Regions from separate parts of the Homo sapiens genome. Here region 2 is linked to region 1. The links are chromatin loops, found by intact Hi-C in ENCODE. Cell type or tissue: CD4-positive, alpha-beta T cell. All regions are shown on one strand. Each heading gives the region's core, and the rest is flanking DNA. Links, peaks and the distances in the headings are about the cores only. Region 1 overlaps CDS2 (CDP-diacylglycerol synthase 2). Region 2 has its middle 56 kb from the start of SLC23A2.

Region 1 (15,619 bases), core at 7,620-15,619:
TCTTGATTATATGCTAAACAAAGGGTGGATTATTCATGTTTCCTTTTTTTAGATCATATAGGGTAATTTCCTGATGTTGCCATGGCATTTGTAAACTGCCATGTCACTGATTGGAGTGTAGCAATTAGGACAAGCAGAGGTCATTCTCATTGCTATCTTGATTTTGGAGGGGTTTGGCCAGCTTCTTTACTGCAGTTGTTTTCTCAGCAAGGTCTTTATGACCTGTATCTTGTGTGACCTCCTATCTCATCCTGTGACTTAGAATACCTAACCGTCTGGGAATGCAGACCCTGTAGATCTCAGCCTCATTTTACCCAGCTCCTATTCAGGATGGAGTTGCTCTAGCTCAAATGCCTCTGACATTTCCCCCATCACTTTTATAAGAGAACCCTTAATCCTAAGGGTTGCAGAGGGACGAAGATCCATCCTCTGTAACTTCTTCAGGCTGATTAGGGGCAATGATATTCCTGCCTACCTATCGAGGTCTCTTGTATTCAGGGTAGAGAGGAGCTCAGTCAGAAAGTGTCAGTATGGTTAGGGCTATTCACAGCTCGGACACAAAGTGATATCTGGAAGATTTTGTAAGTGTTTAAGAGAACATTGAGTAAGCTTATCCTGCATTCCTACACAAATAGTACAACTATTCCATATCAGTAAAGCAAAATAAGCAAAACTATCCCAAGTAAACTAAAGAAGGCTTTCCATGAACTGGGTAATTGTTGGAACCAAGCTGATACGGGGTCGGTAGCTGATTGCAATATGTTCCCAGAATTAGAATACTGATTCAGATTTTTACATCACCAATCCCTCTTGTTTCTTCTGAGCTGCAGCCAGAGATCACTGGTTGGTTCACAGGAACAAGCAGTCTAAATTGCAGAAAAAAACCAAAGTCAGCCAATCAGTGCTGCAGTCTATTTCCTTTGGGTTGGGGGTCTCCTCAGTATTGTCCCTTTGGGGTTCACCAGAAAGATGTTACCAGAAAGGGGTCCAGACCCGGACCCCAAGAGAGTGTTATTGGATCTCATACAAGAAGGAGTTTGGGGCGAGTCTGTGGAGGAAAGTGAAAGCAAGTCTATTAAGAAAGTAAAGGAATAAAAGAATTGCTACTCTGTAGGCACAACAGGCAGCAAACTTTTTATTAAAGTTCCAAACAGTAAATATTTTAGGCTTTGGGGACCATAGGGTCTCTTGCAGTTACAGTCATGCATCGTTTAACCATGGGCTATGTTCTCGGAAATGCATTGTTGTCATTTTGTCATTGTGCAAACATTGTAGAGTGTACTTATGCAGACCTAGATGGTATAGCCTCCTACACACCTAGGCTATAATGTGTAGTCTATTTCTCTTAGAGTACAAACCTGTACAGCATGTTACCTTACTAAATAAATACTGTAGGCAATTATAACACAATGGTAAGTATTTGTGTATCTAAACATAGAAAAGGTACTATATGGTAATTAGTAAATCTTATGGTATTATAATCTATGGGTATTATAACCTTAGGGAACTGTTGTTGTGTATGTGGTGTGTTGTTGACGAGAACCTCGTTGTTCAGAGCATGACTGTACTCAGTTCTGCTGAGTTGTAGCTTGAAAGCAGCCATAGACAATATGTAAACAAATGGACATAACTGTGTTTGAATAAAACTTTATTTATAAAAACAAGCAGCTGGCCTGACCACTGTTTGCTGGCCCATGTTCTAGGAATAAAACATTCCTATCTGATGAACCATGTTCTAAGTTTAGTGTGGTCTGCATGATTATAAAATATTGCCTTCCTTTTACTGTTTGGGAGGAGTTATTTTTTCCTTGTGACTGTTTATCTGGGTAATGTTTTTCTCCCCTGGGCTTTGACATTGTGCACTGGTTAGCTGCTGGGAATAAATTAGCCAAAGAACCACTTAACATAGCTAAAGGAGGGCAAAGATAAATGCAGAACATAATTCATTTTTCTTTTCTCCTCCCACCTCAAACTAGGATTCTGCATGTTTGTACTGAGTCTGGTCAAGAAGCATTATCGACTGCAGTTCTACATGGTAAAGGAAATGCATGCGTGTGTGTCAGAATTCTTGATTTAAATGAAGTTTTTCAGGAACTCAACAAGCCTTTCATGCTTTCTGTGACAAATCAAAACTCAGGAACATGGTCTGATATGTATGCATCTAGAGCATGAAGGAAGAATGCCCATTTAGGTTTAATGGCTCTACGTTGACTTAGACCCAGTCACTGTTACTTACACCTTAAGCAGCCTCTCCACTAGGACCCTGAGGTGGGCTCCAGAGAAGGCACAAGCTGAAGCTTCAGACACTGCCCACAGATGTCCTGTCTGGTACATCACTTGCTACCACTTATTCCCTGACTCACTAGAGAACAGCTCCTCTCTGAGTGCTCCAGGTGCTCAATAACTACTAAGAAAATGAAAAATACCCAGGCTTTCAGAGCATGGGAGAGCTCACTCACTAGTGGGCTGTGGGGGACAAAGTATTACTCTCAGAAGCCTGATCTTACCTGTTCACTTTCAATAAGTCAGATACAAAAGCAGATATTTTTCCTACCTGCTTCTCAGCAGTTTTCTATTTGGTATTGATTGTTCTTTGAAGTTACTTTCAAGGTAAACTGGTAAGTAGTGTTTATTTTTCTTTTTTTTGCAGTTTGGCTGGACCCATGTGACATTGCTGATTGTTGTAACACAGTCACATCTTGTTATCCACAACCTATTTGAAGGAATGATCTGGTGAGAATTGGGAGTTGGATTTTCCCTTTTATTTTGTGAGTGTTTCTCGTGTACAGATACCCCCCTCTAAGCCAGTGGCCCTCACCTTGAGCCACATCAGAATCCTCTGCAGGGTTCATTATAGCACAGATTGCTGGACCCCACCCCTGACTTTTTGATTCATTAGATCTGGGGTAGGCTTGAGAATTTGAATTTCTAGTACATTCCTGGGTGGTGCTTATATTGCTGGACAGGACCTATGCTCTGAGAACCACTGTTCTAGACTAATAGGTACAGGAATATTTAAAGACTCAAAGACAATGCAACATGTATGGCAACAGATTTGAAAACCTAGAGGAAATATTCATGATTTCCTGACAAAATATATACTAAAAGTCATGAAGAAGAAAACGTGAATAGATCAGTAACTGTAAATGAGCTTTGAAAATTATGTAAGATTCCATATCTGGAAAGAGAAACAGGACCAAATGGGTTAACAGCTGAGTTTTATCTAACCTTTATACCAAAGCCAATGAGGAGAGAGAAGCAGGAATGATAAACCCATTTCTGCTACGATTATAGATAAATCATTCTAAATAAAATACTAGCAAATAGAATCTGGCAGTGTGTCAAGGGAATAATATGCAAATACCGAGTGGATTTTATTCCAAAAATGCAGTGGTTTCATGTATCAGCATTGATAGAAATCACTGGCCAACTGAAGCAGCTAGGTGATCTTAGTGAAAAGGTTAAAGGGCGGGCGCGGTGGCTCACGCCTGTAACCCAACACTTTTGGAGGCCAAGGTAGGCGGATCACGAGGTCAGGAGTTGAAGACCGGCCTGGGCAACATAGTGAAATCCCCGTCTCTACTAAAAATACAAAAAAATAGCTGGTGTGGTGGCGTGGCAGGTGCCTGTAATCCTAGCTATTCCGGAGGCTGAGGCAGGAGAATCACTTAACCTGGGGGTGGAGGTTGCAGTGAGCCGAGATTGTGTCACTGCACTCCAGCCTGGGCAACAGAGACTCTGTCTCAAAAACAAAAACAGAAACAAACAAACAAACCTGTAATCAAAGAACTTTTTAAAAAGTGTCAGTGTCAGGGAGTGGAGGGTGAGGAGAGAGAGAACAAGTGTGGAAACCACCTCTTTCATAGTGAGGATGACTGGATCAGCAGGGGAGTGGGCAGAGGGGAAATCTAGCTGTGCGTGTTGGGGTTTCACACTCAAATACAGTCCTGGGGAAAGATAGGGCCAACTAGAGCTAGTAATAAACAGCAAGAAAAGTCAGTAAATAATGAAAGAGTCATTAAAGCATACTATTTAGAATTGGGGAGGTAACCACTAGAAAAATAAAAATTAGAAACGATTAGAAGTGGTTATTTTTGGGAATGGAGATAGGGATGGGAGAAAGAAGGAAAACTTTTTGTTCCTTTTACAATTAAATTTCTCTCATTGTTTACGTATATTTCTTTATCATGAAAAAAGGACAGATGACCTTTTAGTTTGCAACCTCCACTTATTCAGTAGTCATTCAGTAAACACTTGAATATGTACTCTGTGCTAGGTACTAGGTATGACTTTTTTGGTATTTTTTATGTTTTTAACTTACTCCTTAATGGGTTACCAGAATTTTATGGGTGATTTTGGTGCTGGAATTTAAGAATGGCACTATTTTGTGTACTTTTGAGGTACTGTCACCTTGCTTGAGTTGATCCTTACTTTGGTTCATTTCTAGGTTCATTGTCCCCATATCTTGTGTGATCTGTAATGACATCATGGCCTATATGTTTGGCTTTTTCTTTGGTCGGACCCCACTCATCAAGGTAAATGGATTACCCTAATGTGAAATACCACTGTGAGGGGAGGGTGGTGCTCTCAATGTGAGTAGATCAGCCTGGCAGACAGAAGAAATCTAGCTGTGTTGTATTGTGGCCATGTCTTCATGTCTTCCTGGAGAAAGGCCAAAGGAAAACACTGACAACTGATTAAAAAAAAAAAAAGATAATAAAGAAAATAGGCTGGGCGTGGTGGGTCATGCCTGTAATCCTAGCACTATGGGATGCTGAGGCAGGAGGATTGCTTGAGGCCAGGTGTTCAAAAGCAGCCTGGGGAACTTAGTGAGGCCTTGCCTTTACTAAAACATTTAAAAATTAGCCAGGCATGGTGGTAGCATGCACCTGTAGTCCCAGCTCCTTGGGAGGCTGAGATGGGAGGATCTCTTGAGCCCAGGAGGTTGAGGCTTCAAGGAGCTGTGATAGTGCCACTATACTCCAGCCTGGGTGATGGGGCAAGATCGTGTCTTGAAAAAAGAAAGGAAAATATTTTTACAGATTTATATAATCTTTTTTGGGGACACATTTTTTGGGACTTTGATCTGGATTTGAGTGTAGTCACTTAATTAGTATATCGTTTTCTAATATAAAACTATTCGAATGACTGATTGAAACAGAAAGGGAACCAAAGGGAGGAGGATATAAGATAGGGAACAAGGAAACCATATTTGGGGGAGCTTTAAAAGGTGACATGGTTAAGAGAATGGGGTTTTATGAAAGAAAGGTTCTTAACAAGTAATCATTGTTCGCAAAGCTATAGTTATCAAAACACCCTTTGCTGAGAACTTGCTCTCTGTCCACAGCTGTCCCCGAAGAAGACCTGGGAAGGCTTCATTGGGGGCTTCTTTGCTACTGTGGTGTTTGGCCTTCTGGTAGGTGGTGGCTTTCAGCTGTGTAAGGGATTGGGTGGACAGAGGCCTCATACCACCTTCCAAGGCCTGTCCAGAGCTGGAGAGTGTCTTTGGAGGCCAGGACTGTCCTGCTGAATGGCAACCTTGCCCTGAAGAGGGCCACTGGCCATGCCAGCCATCCACCAGCTTTCAGGCAGGGTGCTAGCAGTTGGAGAGCACCTTCTATGCCCTCTCGCGCCCAGGCATGGTGACATCAGCAGGTAGCCTTCTTGTCAGGCATTTGATGTTCCAAGGTCAGGGTGAGTGCACCCAAGGGAAGATGAGATACACAGCTTTTCTCCTATGTGTGCCTTGCCCAGAGGTGGGTGATTTTCCTGCCCTTTCCAGAGCACCATTCTCTGCTTCTGACCCTTGGGCCAGTCCTCCTTCTTCAGCACTGTCTGGCTGCCCTTCAGTGCTCACCGCCCAGCTTTGTTGCTTTCCAGCCTTGTTCCTCCTGAGATCTGCCTCTCACTGTGCCCCTTCCCCATGGCCTCTCTCCAGTTATCACTGACTTCAGAGATCTTGAGGAAAGTGGTCCTAGCTCCCCAAATGGGGAGAGTCTTCTTGTAGTTCTTTGCCCCAGTCCCTTCAGGTTTTCCCGGATTCTTTCGGGGCCTGGGTGTTTGGGTTCCTGTATGTAACCTTGGTGGGTCATGAGCCTCTTTTTTTTTTTTTAATTGAGGTAAAATATGTATGGTAAAACATGAACCTCTGAGCACATAGCTCGCAGTTAGCAGGGTACTAGGCACCCTCAGGAACATGGCCAAACCAGGTGCCTGTGTCTGGGCTGGATGGTTGGAACTTACTTCCTTGCCGGTCTCTCTGTTATTCCTCCTCAGCTGTCCTATGTGATGTCCGGGTACAGATGCTTTGTCTGCCCTGTGGAGTACAACAATGACACCAACAGCTTCACTGTGGACTGTGAGCCCTCGGACCTGTTTCGCCTGCAGGAGTACAACATTCCTGGGGTGATCCAGTCAGTCATTGGCTGGGTATGTGCCACTCACAGGGGGTGAGCGGCCTCCATGGACAGTGGCTACAAAGAGAGATCCCCCTCCATCACCTGCCCTCTGAAAAAAGCTAGCTTCCTCCTTCCCAAAGCTGTAAGCCCCAGGATGAAGGAGAATTGCTCACGCCAGGTCAGGGTATGGGCAGGACAGCTTTCCCCCAACATCAGATTGTTTAGACCAGTGGTTTTCAAAGTGTGTTCTGTGGATCCCTGGAGGGCCCTGGGATCCTTTTAGTTGCGGGGGTAGGGTGGGGGGGTCTGTGAGGTCACAACTGTTTCATAATTAGACTATGACATTATTTTCCTTTTTCAATGTGTTGACATTTGCTGTGATACGGCGCAAAAGCAGCAGTGGTTAAAACTGCGTTAAGGCAGTGGGTTCCTCATGCCACACACTCACAGTACAAACAGGCCAGTTCTAATGAATGTCTATGAAATAGTAAAGTTACTAATTTTGTTAAATCTTGACCTTTGTACACACACCTTTTTAACACTCTCTACTGAAATGGAAAGTATGTGTAAAACATTTCTGCTAAGTACTGTAGTACAGTGCTTGCCTAAAGGGAAAGCATGTGTGCAGTTGTTTGAGTTGTGAGCTAAATTAGCTGCTTTTTTTTTAGAAAAGAAAGTAAATTTTACTTGGAAAGAACCAACAAATTATAATTTTTCAGACTTGGGTATTTGGCAGACATTTTTCTTGAAAAGGATGAAGTGAGCCTATCACTTTAAAGAAAACAACTGAGGCTAGGCACAGTGGCTCACACCTGAAATCCCAGCACTTTGGAAGGCCGAGGCAGGCAGATCTCTTGAGGTCAGGAGTTCCAGACCAGCCTGGGTAACATGGCGAAACCCCGTCTTTACTAAAAATACAAAAAAATATAGCTGGGGATGGTGGCGTGTGCCTGTAATCCCAGCTACCAGCTACTCAGGAGGTTGAGTTGCTTGAACCCAGGAGGCGGAGGATGCAGTGAGCCAAGATCGCACCACTGCACTCCAGCCTGGGTGACAGAGTGAGACTGTCTCAAAAAAAAAAAAAAAAAGAAAAGAAAAATGACTGACAGTAATTGTTACCAAGGATAAAATTTGGCTTTCAAATGAAAATTAGAATTTTGGAAAGCTTAACCTGCCACTGTGAACTTGACAGCTTCCTAATACTTAAAAGCCTTTTCTGATGAGGTCTGTGATGATTCTTAACGTACGTGTGTGTGTGTGTGTGTGTGTGTGTTGATCACATGAGAAAAAACACAAACATATTTGACACGGTATAATGAAATGTGTCTACATTTGGAAGATTTACATAACTCAGTGAACCATTATTTTCTAAATGGCTGATGCATGGTGTTATATAGTCATGCATGGGTAAAAGATCCGTTCAAGTATAAGATAGACCAATGGATTTTAATGTAAGAGAGAACAAAGTCCATTGATAGAATTCTAGATTCCATATCACACCTAATATTCAAGAAATGACTACTTGTCAAGCTCTGGTGTAGTGTCAGAGAATACCCAAAACCATCTGAGGCTACGACTAAAATACTCTTTTCAACTATGTATCTGCGTACGGCTGGATTTTCTTTATATACTTCCACCAAAACAGCATGTTGCAACAGATTGAATGCAGAATATTTTAATGTTTTCCATTAACTTAGATATTAGAAATTTACAAAATGGGAAAAATTCACTCCTCTTATTGATTTAAAACCTACATGTATATAATTAGTTTCATAAAGAGTTACGAGGTTGGATGTCTTGGTCTGTCTAGTGTTGATAGAACACTTGGGGCTGGGTAATTTACAAAGAAAAGAGGTTTACTTAGCTTCTTTCTGCAGGCTGAGAAGTGTGAGAAGTGTGGCATTGGCTGCTGCCTGGCTTCTGGTGAGGGCTTTTTATGCTGCATTGTAACATGGCGGAGAAGGTCAAAGGTGGAAGCAGACACATGCAAAGAGGCAAAACCAGGGGCTTCATCACTTCATAACAACCCATTCCCTCGGGATGCCAGTGCTAATCTAGTCTCTTGACAGAACTCACTACTAGGAGAAAGGCACCAAGCCATTCATGAGGGATTTGCCCCTGTGACCCAAACACCTCCCACTAGGCATCACCTCCCAGTGAGGCCACAATGAGGATCAAATTTCAACATGAGTTGACAACTCAAACCGTAACACTGGGCATGTATGCACCTAAACTTTTACTTCATTTACTCTTCTCAGAAAACGGTCCGGATGTACCCCTTCCAGATTCACAGCATCGCTCTCTCCACCTTTGCCTCGCTCATTGGCCCCTTTGGAGGATTCTTCGCAAGTGGATTCAAACGAGCCTTTAAAATCAAAGTAGGAAAACCGTCTTACGTTCCTCTCATCTCACTCCCTCACCCATCTTCTGCCTTTCTCCCCCTTCCCTGCCCCCTCCAAAATACTAGGCTGTACACCCTGGCATTTAATGTGTGATCTTGACCCATGCACTGAATTTAGGTGAGTTAATTAATAACAATATTTTCAGGAAAATGCAATCGTTGTTTTTCAGTTTATTTGTTAATATATCTTTCTTCAAAAGAACATTTTGGGCCAGGCAGTGGCTCATGTCTGTAACCCCAGCACTTTAAGAGGCCAAGGCGGGAGGATCACTTGAGGCTAGGAGTTAGAAAGTAGCCTGAGCAACATAGCAAGACTCCTGTCTTTATTAAGTAAATGAAATAAGAACATTTTGTAATGCAATAAAATTGTGTCCTAATATAGCCTCACCATTAGATTTCATACTTCTCACCTTCTATTGCCCTCAGCTACTCAGCACAGAAGCCTGACATTGGGGTGGGACCATTAGGCTGGGATTGGTTAGTGGCTGAGCCCAAGTTCACCCATCCTTCCCCTGCCTCTAACAGGACTTTGCCAATACCATTCCTGGCCATGGAGGCATCATGGATCGCTTTGACTGCCAGTATCTGATGGCCACCTTTGTCAATGTATACATCGCCAGTTTTATCAGGTATAGTACCTTTCCATCTGAACCAAGTTGGTGGATTTTTAAGTACGGTGCAATTCTAGAATTTTAGCGGCATCTAAGTTCCAGTGAAAAGCATCCCAAATAATGCAGTTTTCAGTTGTTTCTGCTTACAGATTTTCTGAGGCCTCCTGTCATCTGTTAATAGATAACTCTCTGATCCAGAGATCAGAGCAGCCACTCAGATAATCAGGCCCTGGAAGCTTCCGGGCCCTAGCTCAGTGCTGTTTCTTCACATTCTGTTCCAGAGGCCCTAACCCAAGCAAACTGATTCAGCAGTTCCTGACTTTACGGCCAGATCAGCAGCTCCACATCTTCAACACGCTGCGGTCTCATCTGATCGACAAAGGGATGCTGACATCCACCACAGAGGACGAGTAGGGGCCACCCAGGGCCAGGAGAACAGGAACAGAACTGAGCAGGGGCAGGTCTCCAAGGCAAGCCCAGCTGGTGTGACTTAGACAATGACGAGGCTTCAACTCACTGTCTTTTTTTTTTTTTTTTGGAGGGTATTTTTTATTTGTGGGTTCAAAAAATCTGTATATACAGTCTATGTGTTTAGAATTTGTGTTGTAAGTAAACTACAGCTTTGAGTTGGAAAGAAGTCACGGGTTGTAAAACCATTTGGATTTTTTTAAAACAAAAGTATTAATAATCTGGAAGACAGTGTTGCCCAGGTCAGGAGTGTTTTCTTGGTGGTTCCAGCCCCCATCAATTGAACTGTTTCTGGGCTCAGTCAGACACAGACATTCATCTGTGTCTGACCAAATCAGGGGACTTCCCCACCTGTGGTGGGAGGCACAGCTTAGATGTTTTGTACACCTGGTCTTTTCTAGAAATCCCTGCTTGGAGCTGCAGAAGGGTTGCCTTCTGTAGGTCGGAGGAATGGAGGCTTACTAACCAGGTAAGCCTTCTATGCATCCACACCAAAATCCTGCAGAATGTAAGTAAGCTCTGCTTTATAAGATGGGTTCACCTTCATCGCAGACTGAAAGTTTCAGTTTTTATTTTTTTCAGAAAGCACGAAAAATTATTTATAATAGTCTGGAGAAAAAACACACTGTAATATTTCAAGTGTATGCAGTAGAATGTACTGTAACTGAGCCCTTTCCCACATGTCTAGGCTCCAATGTCTCCTGTAGGTCCACCTAACTGTGTGTTTTCAGGGACAATGCCATCCATGTTTGTGCTGTAGACTTGCTGCTGCTGAATCCTTTCTGGGGACTTTCTCATCGGGCAGGGAGCAGAGGGCTTCTCGTTCATGCACCCTTTGCCTGAACACCCATGTAGCTGCTGTGTTGTGTATATATTACTCTTAAGAGGAGTGTGTGTGTCTGTGTTTGTTTTAAAAGTCACTTATTTCTTACAGTGATTTCAATTGCACCATGACTTCTTCACTAAAACCACAAAGTCCTGCTTAAAACTATGGAAAACCTAACCTGATTAGAGCCTTGACTATTTTGAAGATTAAATGCACACTTTTTATATAATGTGACCAGTTTAAATGTAGTTTGTATTGTACTGGGGGACCTTTCGTTGTTGTTGTTTGCTTAAACTGTGATTTTTTTTCCCCTCCCTAATTTCAGGGGTGAGATTGACTTTGGGAAGACAGATTAGTTCTTTGTCAGGCCAACAAGTGATGGAGTGCGGGAGAGAGAACTTGGCACCCAAATATATCAAACTATTCCGTGCCGTGGATGTTTTCATTGCCAACGAGGGTGTAATGATTTGCTTCTGCACCTTGGTCTAGTGCTGGTTTGTGGTGTTTTTGTTTGTAAATTAGCCTCACTGCCTCCCTGAAAGTGCACAGTCAGCCCAGGTCTCTAGAGTGTCCAGCAGAGGATGGAGCCCTCGGGATGTTTCAGCTCACACATCCTTGAGTGACTTCCCATATGTGTGTGGGGCTGAAGCGGCTTCTTTCCGCTGAACTTTTATTTCCATTTCAGCCTCGTGGCTTCTCTTATTCAGGTCCAAGGCCCCTTAAAAACAAAACATATTATCGCAAGGGCTTTCATTTCAGTATTGGCTGTGTCACTGGCAGGATGCATCACTCTCCAGGGCCTCTTTTTCGGAGCTACTCCCAATTCCACTCTTCTGTGATTCTGGCTGAGCAAGTTCATGCCGGTAGAGGCTCATTAAGTGAGGTCCTGGGCACCCCCCAAACAGGAAGTGTTTTCAGGCCCTTACATGCTTATCCTTAAGGTGAGTAGGTATCTCAGCAGCACACCCGAACAGTAAAGGTGATCAATAACGAAACTGTAGTTTTCAGATTGAAGAATGAACCTGGATCACCAAACTAGATACCGAAAGGGCTCCTCATTTGTCTCTTTTGTCCCATTGTGGGCATATGGTGGGCTCCTTGAGAGGAGGGAGTCTCAGCTGGGGCCTGGCTGCAGAGACCTGCTCTTGAATAGGGCTGCCTTTGGGATCAGGGAGCCGAGCATACTGGGCAAGGCTCATCATGTTCCTTTGTGGAAGTGGTTACTTGGTGGGGGTGGGGTGGGGAAGGGGGGTCTAGGAAGCCGAAGCTGAGTGCGCACTAGAGCTGCTAGCAGGCAGGCCAGAGGGTCAGCTTGTGTTTTATTTTCTGATTTCTCCTGCATGCTTTCTGGAGATGAGGATTTTTTGTCAGGTAGCTAGGAGAGCACTGCCACCTTGTGTCCATATAGCACAATGTTTCTCTTTCCTATTCACAGACAAGATTCAAGAAACCATTTTTACGTGTGTACATTCAAATCTTCATGAATGGCATCACTTGCTTTAGACCCATTTTTTTTTTATTGGTCAGAAATAAAATGTGACTGCAACTGTGTGCCCTCCCTTGTCGTGAATTCCCTGTTTATCACTTCCATGCATGGTTTTATGCTTCTCATTTGTTTATGTATTCATGAATACTGCATAGTCCTGATTCAGAGACTTTTGCTTTGCTTTCCAACTTGTATCCCTACATTCTCACAACAGCCTTCTTACCTCGGGTGAGAGTCATGAGCACCTTACCAGGCAGGGAGCTTCCCCAGGATAGTGTGGTGGAGTCAGGACTCACTCCATCCTGCACTTTACCCACAGGACACCTGGAGGGTCCCCCAGCCCTGCTTGCTTTTGTGAACGTCGTGTGAGTACACCGAGGTGTTGCAGCTTTCCTTCCCTCTAGCTCAGGAGGCCTGGCCTGAGCCAGGTTGGAGCTTAAATTGCTGTTGGCTCCTGCCTGGTGGAACAAGGGGGTCATAGAAACCAGGGCTGATGGGCACCCCCCAGCCCCTGGGAGCTCTGCTCATGACCGCTCACAGGGTACCGAGTCTTTGCCTTTTGTGTGTGCGCATGCTGCCCTCTTAACTGCTTTTAGTATTCAGAAAGGTTCCATTTATGTTTTACTCCTGAAAGTGAAACCCTCTTAGGCAACTTGTTTCATATTCTGGGCATTTTAGTAGCTACAGTATTTTGCATTTAAAATGTAATTACTCTTAGTATTGTACAGCCCTATAATGTATGAGAACTAGTTTCACATCCTTTGAAACTAATCTCTTTCATTGGGGAGGATACAACTTTTGACTTTACACAGGTGGACTTTGAATCCATTTTTATAGAATTTTTTTCCACTGTAACTTGACCTATATTATGCAAGAAAATCCCAAAAATATGTTTTAAGGGAGACTACACAGACCTTGTGATTTGGTCTGAGCTAGTTGCTGAGTTGACTGGAGCCTTATTTGAATGGATCTTTGAGTTGAGATCTTCACACTGTCAGTGAGCCCTTGGCTCAGCCCTTGTCACCTGTTTGTATGGGGACCATGTTTCCCAAAGCTCAGGTTCATCTCCACTATTGACAGAGTCGGGTAGTGGGAGAGTATAAGTGACTTGAGACAGAGTGTCCTTGCTCAGAAAACTGTGAAGCAGGGGTCTTGTTAGTTACAAAGCCAGTCCTAGTTGCATGTCCAAGGGGGTAGATTTTCATCACCCTACTAAATGTGGTATGTCACTGCTGAAGCCTTTTCCTGTTTTAGTAATATCTTAGGCACTATTGTCTTTTGTCTTCCAGAGTAACATATCTGGGCCCACCTTTCTTGCACACTGTGATTATGTGCTAAGAAAAGGGTGGAGTTGGGAGGACAATTTCACTTGAACAGGTTTCTGTTCTTCTGAGGTCAGGGTGGGGAGGATGTCCAGGTGACTTTTATGGACACATTGCAAGACAGTAAGCCGCGGATGGACTCTCACTTGTGCTTTGGAACACTGGACTCCAAAGAGCAGGTGGAACAAACTCTGGCCTGAAGATGATGGCTAATACTCAGGCAGAGCCCCGTATTCTTCCCTGACTTGGTCAAAACAAACTTCCTTTTCCCTTGATCACCCTGCACGCAGCTGCCCAGCTTCCAGTTTTTAAAGAGATGAACAGCTCTCACTTCCTGACTCAGTTTCTCTTGTTGGGTGGGGGCCTTGTGCCACAACCTGCATGGGGTGCTAGGGTTTAAACCAAGTGGTCACGAAGGATTCTTATCTCAGGGCTCTGCCTGGCCCACCTTCTCTTGGGCCTGGACTCTCCTTATCCACATCCCTGCAGAAGGTGGGCCCTATTCTCAGAAGAGTCCTGGCTGCTGTTGCCATCTGAATGCGCCCTTCCCTTTCAGGTTGACCAGCAGTGGCCTTACCTGGCCTCTCAGGTGGATGGAGGCTGTTCTCATCTGGGGCTGTCTCTTGATTAAGGCTGTCACCTGTTTGTATAGGGACCATGTTTCCCAACGCACTTTGAGTGCAGTTTAGGAGGTATCCTTTGGATGCTGAAGTGTTGGGATTTTGAGGACATGCGGATGATTTATGAGAATAGAGGGGCAGAGTTTGTGAAGTCTAGGGTTTTTTGTCCAGTGGGTTTCAAATTTGTTGGCTGTTTAAAGACCCTGTCTCCTCCCCCACCCTCCCCTTCCTTTTCCCATCAAATGCCTACCTACTGAGGCGCCTTCTCTTTTTATTCTTGAGCCAATGAGATATCAGTGTGTTTATTAATAAGGATTGCAATAGTATAGTGCTTAATATGTGCCAGGCATAGTGCTAAGGGTTTACATACGTTATCCCTTTTAATCCAGAAAACAGCCTTTGATTAGGTATTGTTGTCTCCATTTTATAGATGAGGAAACTGAGGCAGTATGACTGAGGCCGAGAGCAGTGGTTAAGACAGACTTTGGGATCAAATCACCCTAGGTGCGGGCAGGTTTCTAGGCTGCTCTAAGCTTCTACCTTGAAGGCAGTTGGGTCTGATAATAGTACCTTCTTCCTGGGGTGGTTGTGAGGATATAACGAGGTAATGCATGTAAGCATTTAGTACCATGCCTGGCACATAGTAAGCACTCAATAAATGGTAGTTACTTTTGTTGAGCTCAGCTGGTAGTTTGACCTCCGTTGGTGCAATGCCAGAGATGGGATTGTCAGCCACCACACTGCCACCACCCTGCACACAGTCTGGGTCCCTCCGAGAGAAGCACGCCAACCTTAACATCCCCTACAGCATCTTGGTGCTTCACACACCATTTAGGAGGCCACCCTAACGAGGCAAGAGGACATGGGGGTGTGCAGAAGTTCTGTTCTTAGTGAGAATGGCTGGCCTGAGAATCCAGCTCACCTCCTCTGCCCACAGTCTGGACTGCTTGTGGGAAGGCCATCTCCTCCTGTCTGGTGGTACCTCCACTCTGGGCAGGGAGGGCCTGTCTGTGACTCGCTCTGGACCCCACTTCCCGCTCTGGCCAAGGGCTGTCTTCTGTGCACATAGCTCAGGAGCCTGCAGCAGTTCCCTGTATGGGTGGATGTCCTCAGGGGCCAAGAAGAGAAGAATGGGGACAACAGAAACCTGCTTTGTAGGGGATTATGTAGACTAAAAGCCTAGAAGTTCTGCCCACATCCTTATGACGCAGCCAATCTGGAGCTTCATGTTTCCTTCTAAAAGTAGTAACCGGGTAGAAGTGGGTGACCCATTGAGGACACATGATGTGAGGTATTTCTGCCGGATTCTAGGTTAGCAAAGACTCAAATGGGTGACTCATGAATGAAGGGAGAACAGGCACAGGACTTAATGAAAAGAGTTTCTTGAACTTAGTTTTCTGAATGGGGGTGGGGAGTTGGGGCACGTGTGTGTAAGGGGAGGCTGCCTCACTTTGAAGGAATGGTGTTGGCTAACAGGATCCATGAAA
Region 2 (15,619 bases), core at 3,176-11,175, 140 kb before region 1:
TTCTTTCTTGTTTTTCCCATCATTTCTACATGGATCCTATCTTTTTTCCTCTCACAGTTTAGATACTTTGCTGAATGGTCTTTATGTTTGTTTGCTTGTTTGTTTGAGACGGAGTCTTGCTCTGTCACCCAAGCTGGAATGTAGTGATGCCATCTCAGCAACCTCCGCCTCCCAGGTTCAAGCAATTCTACTGCCTCAGCCTCCCGAGTAGCTGAGATCAGAGGCAAGTGCACCCACACCCAGCTAATTTTTGTATTTTTAGTAGAGATGGGGTTTCACCATGTTGGCCAGGCTGGTCTCAGACTCCTGACCTCAAGTGATCCACCCGCCTTGGTGAATCATGTTTAAATGTAGATCTTCTCACTAATTTCATTCAGCAGACAGTAAACTCTTTGATCTGCATATTTCTTTATCTCAGGATAATTTTATTCTCTTATAGTTTCAATTATTAGGCTTAATCCTTTTTGTTCTGATTTCGCCTGAGAAACACTGATTATATGAATGCTAGCATATCAGCTAGGGATTTCAGGGAACATGAATTGTCTGAAATTCATGTTTTAGAAAACTCAGACACCAGTGACTTAAAATAGGTGTTTATTTTGCTCACATAATGAAATGTCTAGGGATAGGCAGTTGAGGGTCGTGGTTCAGTGGAATAAGGATGTTGGAGCCCAAACCCCCCAGTGCCCTCGGCTTTTTCATCATCGTCAAAATTTGGCCTCTCTAACACCAGCCTCACCTCTAACAAAACCAAAATAATGTCAAGAAAAGAAAAGGGAGAAAGGATATTTCCACTGTGTCTCTGACCCAGCTTTGTGTTCTCTGCCTGCTATGATCCTCTTCGTCTGTTACTCTGTTCTTTTTTGTCACATTCCAGGCAAGCTTTTTTAAAGGTCATCCTCCAAAATGGATTTTAATGCTATTCTTGAATTTTAGTTTTCCTGCAATCCTTTTTGATATCATCCAACTTTCCTCTAACTTATCCTGCTGTCCTTTCATCTCAGTCATCTCTCCATGTGTGACGTTCGGCTTGCTTTTAAAAGGACTCAGAGTTTTTCCTTGTCTACCAAGTGTGTTGTAATACTTTTTGGAATGCCTGCTCAATCCGTTATCCTTCCCCCTTCTCTAAGAATAAGCTCCCTGGGCTTGGGAAAGATTTTATTTTATTTTTATTTTTATTTATTTATTTTTTATTTTTTTTGAGACAGAGTCTCACTCTGTCACCCAAGCTGGAGTGCAATGGCATGATCTTGGCTCACTCCTGAGCTGGGATTACAGGTGCCCACCACCACGCCCAGCTAATTTTTGTATGTTTTTATTATTTTTATTTATTTATTTGTTTTATAATTTTGTTTTTTTTTTTGAGACTGAGTCTTGCTCTGTTGCCCAGGCTGGAGTGCAGTGGCACAATCTCGGCTCACTGCCGAGCTGGGATTACAGGCGCCCACCACCACGCCCAGCTAATTTTTGTATTCTCATTTTTTATTATTTATATTTATTTTTATTTATTTATTTATTTATTTATTTATTTATTTATTTATTTATGACAGAGTCTCACTCTGTCGCCCAGGCTGGAGTGCAGTGGTGCGATCTTGGTTCACTGCAACCTCCACCTCCCAGGTTCAAGCGATTCTCCTGCCTCAGCCTCCCAAGTAGCTGGGACTACAGGTGCCCGCCACCACGCCCAGCTAATTTTTGTATTTTTAGTAGAGACAGGGTTTCACCATACTGGCCAGGCTGTTCTCGAATTCCTGACCTTGTGATCTGCTTGCCTTGGCCTCCCAAAGTGCTGGGGTTACAGATATGAGCCACCCCACCGGGCTTATTTATTTAATTTAATTTATTTTATTTTTTTCTGAGATGGAGTCTTGCTCTATTGCCCAGACTGGAGTCCAGTGGCATGATCTTGGCTCACTGCAACCTCTGCCTCCTGGGTTCAAGCAATTCTCCTGCCTCAGCTTCCTAAGTAGCTGGGATTACAGGTGCACACCAACACACCTGGCTAATTTTTGTATTTTTAGTAGAGACGGGGTTTCACCAGGTTGGCCAGCCTGGTCTTGAACTCCTCAAGTGATCCACCCACTTCGGCCTCTCAAAGTGCTGAGATTACAGGCATGAGCCATTGCGCCTGGCCACTTTCACTGATTTTTGCTGAACTCTGGTATCTAACATGAATGTTGGTTGATATTTTCATGTATGTTATCAAAGAAGACAAAGTAAAACAAGAGCTATATATTTCAGAACTTCACTTGTTAATCAGAGGTAGGAGAACTTCTTTGCTGAAAAAAAAAGATTATGAACACTGGAAGAACATTTCCTCAAATGTTTGTTCATGCTATTCCAATGCAAAGGCTACAGCTACAGATATGACATACTTTTATCAACATTTTCACTAGTATTTTTTTTTTTTGAGACAGGGTTTCCAGTTGCACAGACTGGAGTGCAGCAGTGCGATCTCGGCTAATCCCAGATGTTTGCAAGGCTGAGGCAGAAGGATCGCTTGAACCTGGGAGGCAGAGAGTGCAGTGAGCCGAGATTACTCTATTGCACTCCAGCCTGGTTGACAAGAGTGAAACTCTGTCTCAAAAAAAAAAAAAATCAATGAAAACATTCCGTTAGAATCAACTTGCTATATGGAATTAGAAATAAATGTATGTTTTAGGCTGGGCAAGGTGGCTCATGCCTGTAATCCACGCCTGTGGGTAGATCACTTGAGCCCAGGAGTTCCAGACCAGTGAAACCACATATCTACAAAAAGAAAAAGAAAAAAAAAATTAGCTGGGTGTGGTGGTGCGTGCCTGGAGTCCCAGCTACTAGGAGGCTGAGGTGGGAGAATCACTTAAGCCCAGGAGGTCAAGACTGCAGGCCGGGCGCGGTGGCTCACGCCTGTAATCCCAGCACTTTGGGAGGCCCAGCACTTTGGGAGGCCAAGGCAGGCGGATCACCTGAAGTCAGGAGTTTGAGACCAGCCTGACCAATATGGAGAAACCCCATCTCTACTAAAAACACAAAATTAGCCTGGCATGGTGCTGCATGCCTGTAATCCCAGCTACTCAGGAAGCTGAGGCAGGAGAATTGCTTGAACCTGGGAGGCGGAGGTTGTGGTGAGCCGCGATCGCGCCATTGCTCTTCAGCTTGGGCAACAAGAGTAAAACTCCGTCTCAAAAAAAAAGACTGCAGTGAACCGAGACTGTACCACTGCATTTCAGCCTAGGCAACAGAGTGAGACATTACGTCAAAAAAAAAAAAAAAAGGAAAAGGAAAAAAGGAGAAATACATATATTTTATCATCTGTAAATTGTATACCATATATCCCTTATATCAGAAAAATTTATAATAAACGTGTATATTAATATATATGCATTTTTTTTTCTGGAAAGTTGGCTGTAAAAACATCTGTTAAACATCACTGGATGGCTACCTCACATTCCCAAATAACATGCCTCTCATTTCCACGCAGATTAACGCATTGCCTTTATTTGTGTGTGTGTGTGTCTGTGTGTGTGTGTGTGTTTTATTTGGTTTTGTTTTGAGACAGAGCCTCCTTCTGTCACCCAGACTGAAATGCAGTGGTGCAATCTCAGTTCACTGCTGTCTTGGCCTCCTGGGCTCAAGTGATCCTCACACCTCAGCTTCCTGAGTAGCTGGGATTTTGAGATGGAGTCTCCTCAGTCCCCCAGGCCAGAGTGCAGTGACATGATCTTGGCTCACTGCAACCTCTGCCTCCTGGGTTCAAGTGATTCTCCTGCCTCAGCCTCCCAAGTAGCTGAGATTACAGGTGGCCACCACCATGCCCAGCTAATTTTTGTATTTTTAGTAGAGATGGGGTTTCACCATGTTGGCCAGGCTGGTCTCGAACTCCTGACCTCAACGGATATCTGTCAGTCTCCAAAAAAAAGTATATATATATATTTCAGGATCTGATCCCCCTTATTATCTGCATCTTATCACTGCTATCCCCCTACTCAAGACACCCTCTTCTCTCCTCTGGATTATTGCAGTCATCTCCTGGTGGGCTCTGCTCTGATACCCTTGCCTTCTTACCCAACAGCCTAAGTGGTCCTTTAAAAAAGTCAGATGACAGCCAGGCATGGGGGCTCGCACCTGTAATTCCAGTGCTTTTGGACGTTGAGGCAGAAAGATTGCTTGAGCCAGGAGTTCAAGGCTGCAATGAGCTGTGATCATGCCACTGCACTCCAGCCTGGGCAACAGAGCAAGACCCTGTCTCTGCTATTGTTGTGGGAAGTCAGGGACCCTGAACAGAGGGACCTGCTGAAGCTGTGACAGAAGAACATAAATTGTGAAGATTTCATGGACATTTGTTAGTTCTCCAAATTAATACTTTCATAATTTCTTAGGCCTGTCTTTACTGCAATCTCTGAACATAAATTGTGAAGATTTCATGGACATTTATCACTTCCCCAATCAATACTCTTAAAATTTCCTATGCTTGTCTTTACTTTAATCTCCTAATCCCGTCATCTTCGTAAACTGAAGATGTATGTTGCCTCAAGACCCTGTGATGGTTGCATTAACTGCACAAATTATTCGTAAAGCATGTGTGTTTAAACAATATGAAATTTGGGCACCTTGAAGAAAGAACAGGATAACAGCGATGTTCAGGGAACAAGGGAGATAACCATTAGCTCTGGCTGCCTGGGAGCCGGGCAGGACACAGCCACATTTCTCTTATTTACTATAAAAAAAGTCAGTTAAGACATTACAAAGTCCTTCTTCTGTCCAAAACCCTCTGTTATGGGCTGAATTGTGTCCCCCTCCAATTCAGTTCATATGTTGAAGTTCTAAGCCCCAGTACCTCAAAATGTAACTGTATTTGGGGATAGAGTCTTCAAAGAGGCAATTACGTTAAAACGAGGTCATTAGGGTGGGGTCTAATGTGTATGACTTATGTGTTTATTAGAAGAGGAAAATGGAGGCCAGGTGCAGCGGCTTATGCCTGTAATCCCGGCACTTTGGGAGGTCAAGGTGGGCAGATCGCTAGAGCCCAGCAGTTCGAGACCAGCTTGGGCAACACAGCAGAACCCCGATTCCATAAAAAAATATAAAAATTAGCCGGGCGTGGTGGTGTGCACCTGTAGTCCCACCAGCTATTTGGGAAGCTGAGGTGGGGGAATCACTTGAGTCCTGGAGATCGAGGCTGCAGTGACAAAAAAGAAGAAGCCAGATGCAGTGGCTCACACCTCTAATCTCAGCACTTTGGGAGGCTGAGGCAGGTGGATCACTTCAGGTCAGGAGTTCGAGACCAGCCTGGCCAACATGGTGAAACCGCGTGTCTACTAAAAATACAAAAATTAGCTGGGCTTGGTGGTAGGTGCCTGTAATCCCAGCTACTCGAGAGGCTGAGGCAGGAGAATTACTTGAACCCGGGAGGTGGAGGTTGTTGTAAGCCGAGACCATGCCACTGCACTCCAGCCAAAGTGAGACTCCACCTCAAAAAAAAAAAAAAAAAAAAAAAGAGGAAAATTGGACACCACACATAAAGGGAAGACCATGTGAAGTTATAGAAGAAGACTGCCATCTCAACAAGCCAAGGAAAGAGGCCTGAGGAGAAACCAACCCTGCTGACACCTTGGTCTTGGACTTCAAGCCTCCAGAATGGTGACAAAATTAGTTTCTGTTGTTTAAGCCATCCAGTCTGGGATACTTTGTTATGACAGCCCTAGCAATCTAATACATTCACCAATGGCTCCCAATTTCACCCAGATAAAAAGCCAAAGTTCTTACTCAAACTTACCAACCCTAAACTTAGCAAACTTGGTGTCCACTCCTTGGAAACTTGTTCAGCCAACTGGAAGGCTGGAGAATTCCCCCTGTTAGGTGGAAACTGGATCAATAGAGTTAGTGTTGCAACAAGAAACATCCAACATTGGAAAGAAAACTAACCTTAATGATTTAATAACTAAAGATCTCATCTCAGAAAGTTTAGCCAACTCTGTCTCCTTCCCTTTGTGATGCTCTGCCCCTCCATGGAGATCATGGGAACAATTCTTAAGCTCTTTGTAGACTGGGCAAGGACACATAAATCCCCTAAGTCAGAACTGGGTATCAATGGTGGGTTAAGGGCTGAAATATAGAAACATGTGCAATTATTTGATGGTTTATGGCTCATTTCAACCAAAAGACCATTCCTAGCCCATTTGCACTGTTTTCATTGAGATGTCAAAAGTGCTGAAAGGAGGCTGGGAAAACTGGTTGGCTCCTGTCTGGGGCAGGCAGCTGATAGAGGAAATTAGCTGGTTCCTATAATTGGCACTGTAGCTCCCAATGAAGAGAGGGCAGACAGATTTAAATGAGCTGTTTTTGGGAGGAGGTGGGGAAGGAAAGGAGAGATGATTTGGGTGGAGAGCATACATGAAGATGTAGGGGAGGCTGGACGCAGTGGCTCACAACTGTAATGCCAGCACTTTGGGAGGCCAAGGCAGGCAGATCACCTGAGGTCAGGAGTTTGAGACCAGCCTGGCCAACATGGTGAAACCTCGTGTCTACTAAAAATACAAAAAAATCGGACCAGCCTGGCCAACATGGTGAAACCCTGTCTCTGCTAAAAATTAGCTGGGTATGGTGGTTCACACCTATAATTTCAGCTACTCGGGAAGCTGAGGCAGGATAATCAGTTGGATCTGGGAGGTGGAAGTTGTGGTGAGCCGAGATCACATCACTGCACTCCAGCCTGGATGATAGAGTGAGACTCCATCTCAAAAAAAAAAAAAAAAAAAAAAGATGTAGTGGATGTTGTTGGTGCCATCCAGATCCTGTTCATCTGCTGTCTCAGTCAGCTCAAGCTACCAAAAAGTACCACTAGCTTTGGCTTAAACAACAGAAATGTGTTTTCTCATAGCTCTGGTGGCTAGAAGTCCAAGATCAAGGCACGTGCAGGATGGGTTTCTTCTGAGTCTCTCTCTTTGGCTTGCAGATGGCCATAGTCTCTCTGTGTCCTCAAATGGTCTTTCTTCTGTGCATATGTATTCCTGGTGTCTCTCTGTGTGTCCTAATTCCTCTTCTTATAAGGATATCAGTCAGACTGGATTAGGGGCCAACCTAACAGCCTCATTTTAAGTTAATTACCTCTTTAAAGGCGCTGTCGGCCGGGCGCGGTGGCTCATGCCTGTAATCCCAGCACTTTGGGAGGCCGAGGTGGGTGTATCACGAGGTCAGGAGATCGAGACCATCCTGGCTAACATGATGAAACCCCGTCTCTACTAAAAATACAAAAAATTAGCTGGGCGTGATGGCGAGCATCTGTAGCCCCAGCTACTCCGGAGGCTGAGGCAGGAGAATGGCCTGAACCCGGGAAGTGGAGCTTGCGGTGAGCCGACATCGCGCCACTGCACTCCAGCCTGGGCGACAGAGAGAGACTCCGTCTCAAAAACAAAACAAAACAAACAACAACAAAAAAAAGGCTCTGTCTCCAAATAGAGTCACATTCTGAGGTACTGGAGGTTAGGGTTTCCACATATGACATTTTGGAGGACACAATTAAGCTCATACAGCTGCCTGGTGCATCTTTCCCCCAGCTGCAGGGAGTGATGGTTGATAATGACTCACAACTGCCCCATTTTCTAGAGAGTTATTTTTGGCCAACAGGGGTCGCCTTGTCTGGGAGGTTACTCACCCCCAGCAGCCTGCAAACAGTGCTGTGTGACTCTGTTGTATAAAGGCTGGTCCTCTTGCCCCAGGGTGAGACCAACACTGTGGTGCTATTCATACTTCTGAGCTCTCTGTGGGATCATGCTAAGGCTAGATTCTAGATGAAAACCACATCTTTGCTCAGCTTCTTCCTCTGTCACATGTGGCTTCCCTCACTTCCTTCTCATGGGAGCACTCCCCGAAGACATCACGTGCAGCTGAATCCCCGCCTCAGGCTCTGCTTCTAGGGAGCCTGACTTACAACATTGTTATCTTTTTTTTTGACACAGGGTCTTGCTATGTCACCCAGGCTAGACTGCAGTGGCATTATCAATGAAAAAAATGGAGGAAATGTTTATCAAATTGTAAATGACTCTAAGCTTGAAGGAACAATCAGTATGTGAGATAATAATGGCTAGGCACGGTGGCTCACACCTGTAATCCTAGCACTTTGAGAGGCCAAGGCAGGAGGATTGTTTAAGACCAGCCTGGGCAACATAGTGAGACACTGTCTCTAAAAAAAAAAAAGAGAGAGAGATGATAACACCAAGTAGGGTTTAGGGCAATCTCTGTGATCCAGAATGATGGACTGAACAAGTAAAATCAAATTTAACAGGGATATGTGAAAAAGCCTATATTCAGATTCACTTAATTATTTTATTTTATTTTATTTTTTTGAAATGGAGTCTTGCTCTTATTGCCCAGGCTGGAGTGCAATGGCGCAATCTTGGCTCACTGCAACCTCTGCCTCCCAGGTTCAAGCAGTTCTCCTGCCTCAGCCTCCCGAGTAGCTGGGATTACAGGTGTGCATCACCATGCCCAGCTAATTTTTTGTATTTTTAGTAGAGACAGGGTTTCACCAGGCTGGCCAGCCTAGTCTTGAACTCCTGAGTGATCTGCCCGCCTCAGCCTCCCAAAGTGCTGGGATTACAGGCATGAGCCACCGCACCCGGCCTTTTATTTAAATCTTTTAAGTCAACCTGCCTGACTCTTCTATTAGAAAGCATGCATGGCCCATCCCTTGAGAAATGCCCCCACTTTCCCCCTCCCCCCTCCTTTTTATTTTTTGAGACAGAGTCTCACTTTGTCACCCAGGCTGGAGCACAGTGGCCTGATCTCGGCTCACTGCAACCTCCGCCTCCTGGGTTTAAGCAATTCTCCTGCCTCAGCCTCCTGAGTAGCTGGGACTACAGGCACCTACCACCACATTCAACTAATTTTTGTATTTTTAGTAGACAGGGTTTCGCTCTGTTGGCCAGGCTGGTCTCGAACTCCTGATCTCAAGTGATCTGTCCCCCTTGGCCTCCCAAAGTGCTGGGATTATAGGTATGAGCCACTGTGCCTGGCGTCCCCTGTTATTTCTGATCCCTCCTTTGGATAGGTACACCCTCCTCCAGGTCCTACATCCTCTCTCCAGGGCTGGACTAGGAGGGTCTTCAGGAAGATGAGGAAGGAGACGCAGAGGACCTAGGAAAGAAAAATCCCTTCATGACTGAGTAGGCCCCACCAGCCTACTTTGTCCCTCTCCTATTTACTGCCCTCTTTCTCCTCACAGGGAGCCGGACCATTCCTCACCCAAGAGTCTACCTGTGGGGAGGTATGCAAGACAGTCCTCTTCTGCAGAGAACTGCCAGTTTGGGTTTTCCTTTAAACTTTAAAGGAATTTGACTTTCACCCTTCCGGCACCTACAGACCCACCATGGTCACTCATGGTCAACTATCTTTTCTTAGAGAGAACATGTTTAAAACTAGGTATGTGGGTATATTCATCAAAGGGAAAATTAGCTGGGCATGGTGTCGCACACCTGTAGTCCCAGCTACTCAGGAGGCTGAGGCTGAGGTGGGATGACAAGGTTGAGCCCAGGAGTTTGAGACCAGCCTGGGCAACATAGTGAGACCCAGTCTTTATGAAAATGAAATAAAATAAATTAGCTGGGCATGATGGTACATGCCTGTAGTGGTAGCTACTCTGGAAGCTGAGGCGGAAAGGATTGCTTGAGCCCAGGAGTTCTGGGTGACAGAGCAGGACCTTATCTTTAAAAATAATAGTAATAAGAATACAATTTACAAGAAGGAGAAAATAAACCTGGAGCTCAAGCCCTCATGAAACAGTGTACTTGAAAAAACAAAGGCTCTATTTTAGTAAGTATAGGTTAGGTAATGCTACAAAAACAAACAAATCCAAAATCTAAGTGGCTCAAAACTACATGTTTTATTTTTGTTTTCTTTCTTTTATTTTCTATTTATTTTTTTTTGAGACAGGTTTTGTTCTGTTGCCCAGACTGGAGTGCAGTGGTGTGATCATGGCTCACTACAGCTTCCACCTCCCAGCCTCTGTCATTCAGATACCCCAACCCCAGTTCTCCTTTATGGAAGTAATCAGGCTTACCAATTTCCTGTGTCTCCTTCCAAAAAAAATTCTCAACAACAAATACACATTTATATACATGAGTCTGTTGTATATAGCACATGTTGTATATAGTACCTAGAAAAATGCAAAAAAAACTTGTATGTAAGGTTTAAAAAATAACTCATTAATACCCAGTTGAAGGAATAGAAGTGAGAAGATCCCTCCCCAAAGCCCCTGTCTGTGCCTCCCTGAACATAGCCAGCTTATTCCTAAACATGCTCATGATTCTGACTTTAGTGATAGCCATATCCTTGCCTTTATTTTATCCTTGCCTTTATTTTATTTTTGTTTTTGAGAGAGTGTCTCAGTGTTGCCCAGGCTGGAGTGCAGTGGCTTGATCATGGCTCACTGCAGCCTCAACCCCCACTCAGGGATCCTCCCACTCAGCCTCCAGAGTAGCTGGGACCATAGCACCACTTCCAGCTAATTTTTTTTTTTTTTTTTTTTTTTTTTTTTTGAGACAGAGTCTCGCTCTGTCGCCCAGGCTGGATGGAGTACAGTGGTGCAACCTCGGCTCGCTGCAACCTCCGCCTCCTAGTTTCAAGCAGTTCTCCTGCGTCAGCCTCCTGAGTAGCCAGGCAACCACTACCATGCCTGGCTAATTTTTGTATTTTTAGTAAAGATGGGGTTTCACCATGTTGGCCAGACTGGTCTCAAACTCCTGACCTGAGGTAATCCACCCGCCTTGGCCTCCCAAAGTGCTGGGATTACAGGCATGAGCTACTGCTCCCAGCCAGCTAATGTTTTTAATCTTCTGTAGTGATGACTTCTTGCTATATTGTTCAGGCTAGTCTTGAACTTCTGGCCTCAAACAATCCTCCCGCCTTGGCCTCCCACAATGCTGGGATTACAGGCATGAAACACTGCACCCAGCCCTGTTACCTTACCTTTTAAAAAAGAATAGTTTTAGCACCTGTGTACACATCCCCAAATAATATAGGTTCTTCTATTTTTGAAATGTATGGACTGGAATCATATGTTATACAGTGTATTGTCTTTTTTTTTTTTTTTTTTTTTTGAGATGGAGTCTTGCTCTGTCACCCAGGCTGGAGTGCAGTGGCACAATTTCAGCTCACTGCAACCTCCACCTCCCAGGTTCAAGCAATTCTTCTGCCTCAGCCTCCTGAGTAGCTGGGATTACGGGAATAGACCACGACGCCCAGCTAGTTTTTGTATTTTCAGTAGAGGCAGGATTTCACCCGGTTAGCCAGGCTGGTCTCAAACTCCTGAGCTCAAGTGATCTGCCTGCCTCAACCTCCCAAAGTGCTGGGATCACAGGTGTGAGCCACTGTGCCTGGCCCACTGTATTGTCTTTTGTGTCTTGTCTTTCTCAGTTAACATTTTGTTTCTCAGATTCATCCACATATAGTTAGAGTTTTGTCATTTCCATTATTGTGTAGTATTTCATTATGAATATACCGTAATTTATCAATTTTCCTTTTGGGGGACATTTGAGTTTTCAACTTGGGGCTATTACATGCAGTACTTCTATCCATGGGTCTTGGTGCACATGTGCATGAGAAGGATTCCTGGGTTATAGAGTGTGTCTTCAGTTTTACTGATAATACCAGATAGTTTTCCAAAGCCATATTAGTTTATGTTCTCACTAGTAGTATAAAAATGTTCGCATTCTCTCTACCTTTGTCAAATCTTGGCATTGTCAGAGTATATGATTATTGATTATTGTAAACACATGGGAGTGTAGTATACAGTTTATTCTCCAAACTTGCCTTTTAAAAAACACAATACAGCCTGGAATTTATGCTATCAAAAATATGAAGACATTCATTTGTATGCTTGTATAACATATTATGATATCAATACCTTACTTTTTCCCTCCTCTTTCTTGAATAATGCATCATTTTCAACATAGACTTGTAGGGCAAAGATGGCACATTATTCACAGCTCATTTCTCTGCCTGTGGCAGACATTACTAATTGATCACAACACTCTTTGCCACTGAGTGCAGATGTAGCCTCAGATCCCTTTCAATGCAGTGCTCTAGTACCTTGCTACTCAAAATGTAGTTTCCGAACTGGCAGCATCAGCATTACCTGGGAGTCTGTGAGAAATGCAGAATCTCAGACCCACCCCAAACTCCCTGAGTCACATCCTGCATTCTCAGGTGATTCACCACAAGGAAGGCTGGGAAGTGCTAGCCTAGGCTGCCCTTATCAATCAATCAAAGCCATTCTATGGGATGAATGTGTGTGTCCTCCCTATTTCAGAGGCACACTACATGGCTCTGTCCTTGCTCCTGTCCTTTTCCAAGCGCTTATCTATGCATTGTATGAGAACATAGGTCATAGGCTGATCTGATTTGCTGACAGTAAGAATCTCAGGGGAAAGCTGAAACACTGGATTGGGGAATCATGATACAAACCCACTGAGAGGATGGAGCAAAGGACCAATTTCAACAATTGGCTAAATAAAGTTCAACCAAAAAAAAGACTTCACAGGAGTATACTTGAAAATAGGGCATTAGGGGGTTCACAGCATCTGTTCCGGAACAGGTACCTGGTGTTCTTAAGAGGGTTCTATTACAGATTAGTTTGGGAAGCACCACTGTGCTTTTTCCTCCTCTTAGAAAGTCCATTTATAGGCCAGGCGTGGTGGCTCATGCCTGTAATCCCAGCACTTTGAGAGGCCGAGGCGGGCAGATCACCTGAGGTCAGGAGTTCAAGAACAGCCTGGCCAACATGGTGAAACCCCATCTCTATAAAAATACAAAAAAATTAGCCAGGCATGATGGCGGGTGCCTGTAATCCCAGCTACTCAGGAGGCTGTGGTGAGAGAATCGCTTGAGCCTAGGAGGCAGAGGTTACAGTGAGCCGAGATCGCACCATTGCACCCCAGCCTAGGCAACAAAAGTGAAACTCCGTCTCAAAAAAAAGAAAAAAAAAAAGCCATTTATGTGGCTGGGTGTGGAGGCTCACACCTGTAATCCCAGCACACTGGGAGGCAGAGGTGGGAGAATTACTTGAGCCCAGGAGTTCAAGACCAGCCTGGACAACACAGTGAGACTCTGTCTCAATTAAAAAAAAAAAAAAAAGTCAATTTATGCACTAGAAAATACAGAGACCTGGATGCCCATGGTAAAGAAGTAAATTTCTCTTTGTTTAAATCAGTAGTCCTAGGTCGAGCACAGTGGCTCACACCTGTAATCCCAGCACTTTGAAAGGCCAAGGCAGGCCAATTGCTTGAGTTCAGGAGTTTAAGACCAGACTAGGCAACATGGCGAAACCCTGTCTCTACTAAAAACAAAAATACAAAAAATTAGCTGTGTGTGGTGGTGCATGCTTGTAGTCCCAGCTACTCAGGAGGCTGAGGTGAGAGGATCACTTGAGCCCGGGAGTTCAAGGCTGCAGTGAGCCCTGACAGTGCCACTGCATTCCAGCCTGGGAAACAGAGTGAGACCCTGTCATAAATAATAAATAAATAAATAAATAATCAGCAGTCCCTAAACAGAACTGTATATTACCTATTGATATCTACAGAGCTGGTATTCTATGGAATACAATGTGGGAAACACTGGCTTGGGGCTTTGGTTTATAGACTGAGCTATGAAGAAGACAATACTAGCTTTGAAGCACATAAAGAGAAGTATAGTCTCCAGGGACAGAGAGAGGAGATGCTCTGCTCCCTGCATTCTGAGCACCATATTGCCTTCATAAGTTACGAGGGAGGGACATTGAGAGACTCCAGTGTCTTCAGAGATGGACTCCAGGACAGTGAAGCCTCACCACGGCTGTCCTACTGTGAATGTCTAACTTAGAGCAGTTTTTCCTATCCTGTCTCAACGCAGTAACTGGGGAGGAGGAAGGGAGGCTGGTGGATCTGAGTGCTTAAGAAGGCCCCAGAGGACCAAAAGTCTCCAGGGGAGGACTGCATAATCCTCCTCCATCCCCCTCAACAGGAATCACTAAGTAGCTGCTATGAATTTTTTTTTTTTTTTTTTTTTTTTTTTTGAGATGGAGTCTCGCTCTGTCACCCAGGCTGGAGTGCAATGGCGTGATCTCATCTCACTGCAACTTCTGCCTCCCAGTTTCAAGCAATTCTCCTGCCTCAGCCTACTGAGTAGCTGGGATTACAGGGGTGCACCACCGCACCTGGCTAACTTTTGTATTTTTTGGTGGAGATGGGGTTTCACCATATTGGCTGGGCTGGTCTCGAACTTCTGACCTCAAGTGGTCTGCCCACCTCGGCCTCCCAGAGTGCTGGGATTAGAGGTGTGAGCCACCATGGCCGGCCTGCTATGAAATACTTAATGGCACATCCTGTGGAAAAGGAACTAAGCTTTCTTTGAGGGGGATCGGAGAACAGACCTGAGACAGGTGGATTAAAGTTACAGAAAAGTGAAAAGTCATACAAGCTGCATATACATACAGATGTACACATACATGTGTATTCTCTGACCATGATGAAATAGAATTTATAACAAAAATCCAAAAAATTATCCCAAAATTTGTTAACTTGGAAAAATTTCTAAATGATTCTTGGTTCCAAGGGGAAATAAAAACACAAATTACAACCTAGAAATAAAACATAATTAGAGAGCTACATGTCAAAATCTGGAAAATGTGGCCAAAGTGGTACTTAGGAAAATGCATACCCACAGGCTCACAGATAACGAAACAAGAAAGACTGGCTGGGAGTGGTGGTGCGCATCTGTAATCCCAGCACTTTGAGAGGCTGAAAGCAGGTGGATCACCTGAGGTCAGGAGTTCGAGACCAGCCTGGCCAATATGGTGAAACCCTGTCTCTACTAAAAATACAAAAATTAGACAGGTGTGGTAGCGCACACCTGTAGTCCCAGCTACTCGGGAGGCTGAGGCAGGAGAATCACTTGAACCCAGGAGGCGGAGGTTGCAGTGTGCTGAGATTGCACCACTACACTCCAGCCTGGGCAACAGAACAAGACTCCATCTCAAAAACAACAAAAACAAAAACATTATCAGGCCGGGTGCAGTGGCTCACGCCTGTAATCCCAGCACTTTGGGAGGCCGAGGCAGGTGGATCACCTGAGTTCGAGAGTTCAAGACCAGCCTGACCAACATGGAGAAACCCCATCTCTATTAAAAACACAAAATTAGCTGGGTGTGGTGGGGCGTGGGTGTAATCCCAGCTACTTGGGAGGCTAAGGAAGGAGAATCGCTTGAACCCAGGAGGTGGAGGTTGCGGTGAGCCAAGATCACGCCATTGCACTCCAGCCTGGGCAACAAGAGCGAAACTCCGTCTCAAAATAAAAAAAGACTGACATTAAGTAAATTAAATTTTCTACCTAGGAGGCTGACAAGTGAATAGCAAAATAAGTCCAAAGGAAGTATAAGCAAAAATTACTAAAGATGAAAACAAAAATAAATCAAATGAAAACAAAACTCAATAATAAATTTTATCAAACCAAATGCTAATTCAATGAAGGAAAAATAATAAAATGGACATTTTTGAAAAAGGTGATCAAAGAAAAAAAAGAGTTGAAAACAAAGATAGCATTTGTAGTAAGAAAGAAAACCAAAGTACAGATACTTGTACAGATTAAAAAAATACCAGGGGCTAGGCGT

The links. Hi-C counts contacts between places; a loop is a spot of excess contacts. Peaks named below come from ENCODE experiments on the same cell type or tissue, not always from the same donor. Only the 100,000 strongest peaks of a DNase experiment are listed, where the experiment ranks them.
Region 2: it touches region 1 in a loop (13-fold over the local background); 6 of 110 quality-filtered maps call a loop at or near these places.

What each region holds. Positions count from the first base shown.
Region 1 is chr20:5,180,411-5,196,029 of GRCh38, forward strand. It overlaps CDS2 (CDP-diacylglycerol synthase 2), which reads left to right. Exons shown (of 13, transcript NM_003818.4): 6 at 1,977-2,035; 7 at 2,651-2,733; 8 at 4,448-4,535; 9 at 5,348-5,416; 10 at 6,277-6,429; 11 at 8,657-8,776; 12 at 9,325-9,428; 13 at 9,692-15,619. The coding sequence ends at 9,824. Among named protein-coding and RNA genes, the nearest start is that of CDS2, 61 kb to the left of the region's middle. RefSeq lists a silencer at 10,140-10,209 and enhancers at 11,778-11,867, 12,641-12,690. In CD4-positive, alpha-beta T cell, for the core only: CTCF peaks have their summits at 12,114 (motif pointing left) and 12,315; a DNase peak (open chromatin) is centred at 12,081.
Region 2 is chr20:5,049,280-5,064,898 of GRCh38, forward strand. It overlaps a transcript of TMEM230 not described here. Among named protein-coding and RNA genes, the nearest start is that of SLC23A2, 56 kb to the left of the region's middle. RefSeq lists enhancers at 7,647-7,696, 11,514-12,713. In CD4-positive, alpha-beta T cell, for the core only: a CTCF peak has its summit at 7,594 (motif pointing right); a DNase peak (open chromatin) is centred at 7,732; H3K27ac peaks cover 617 bases.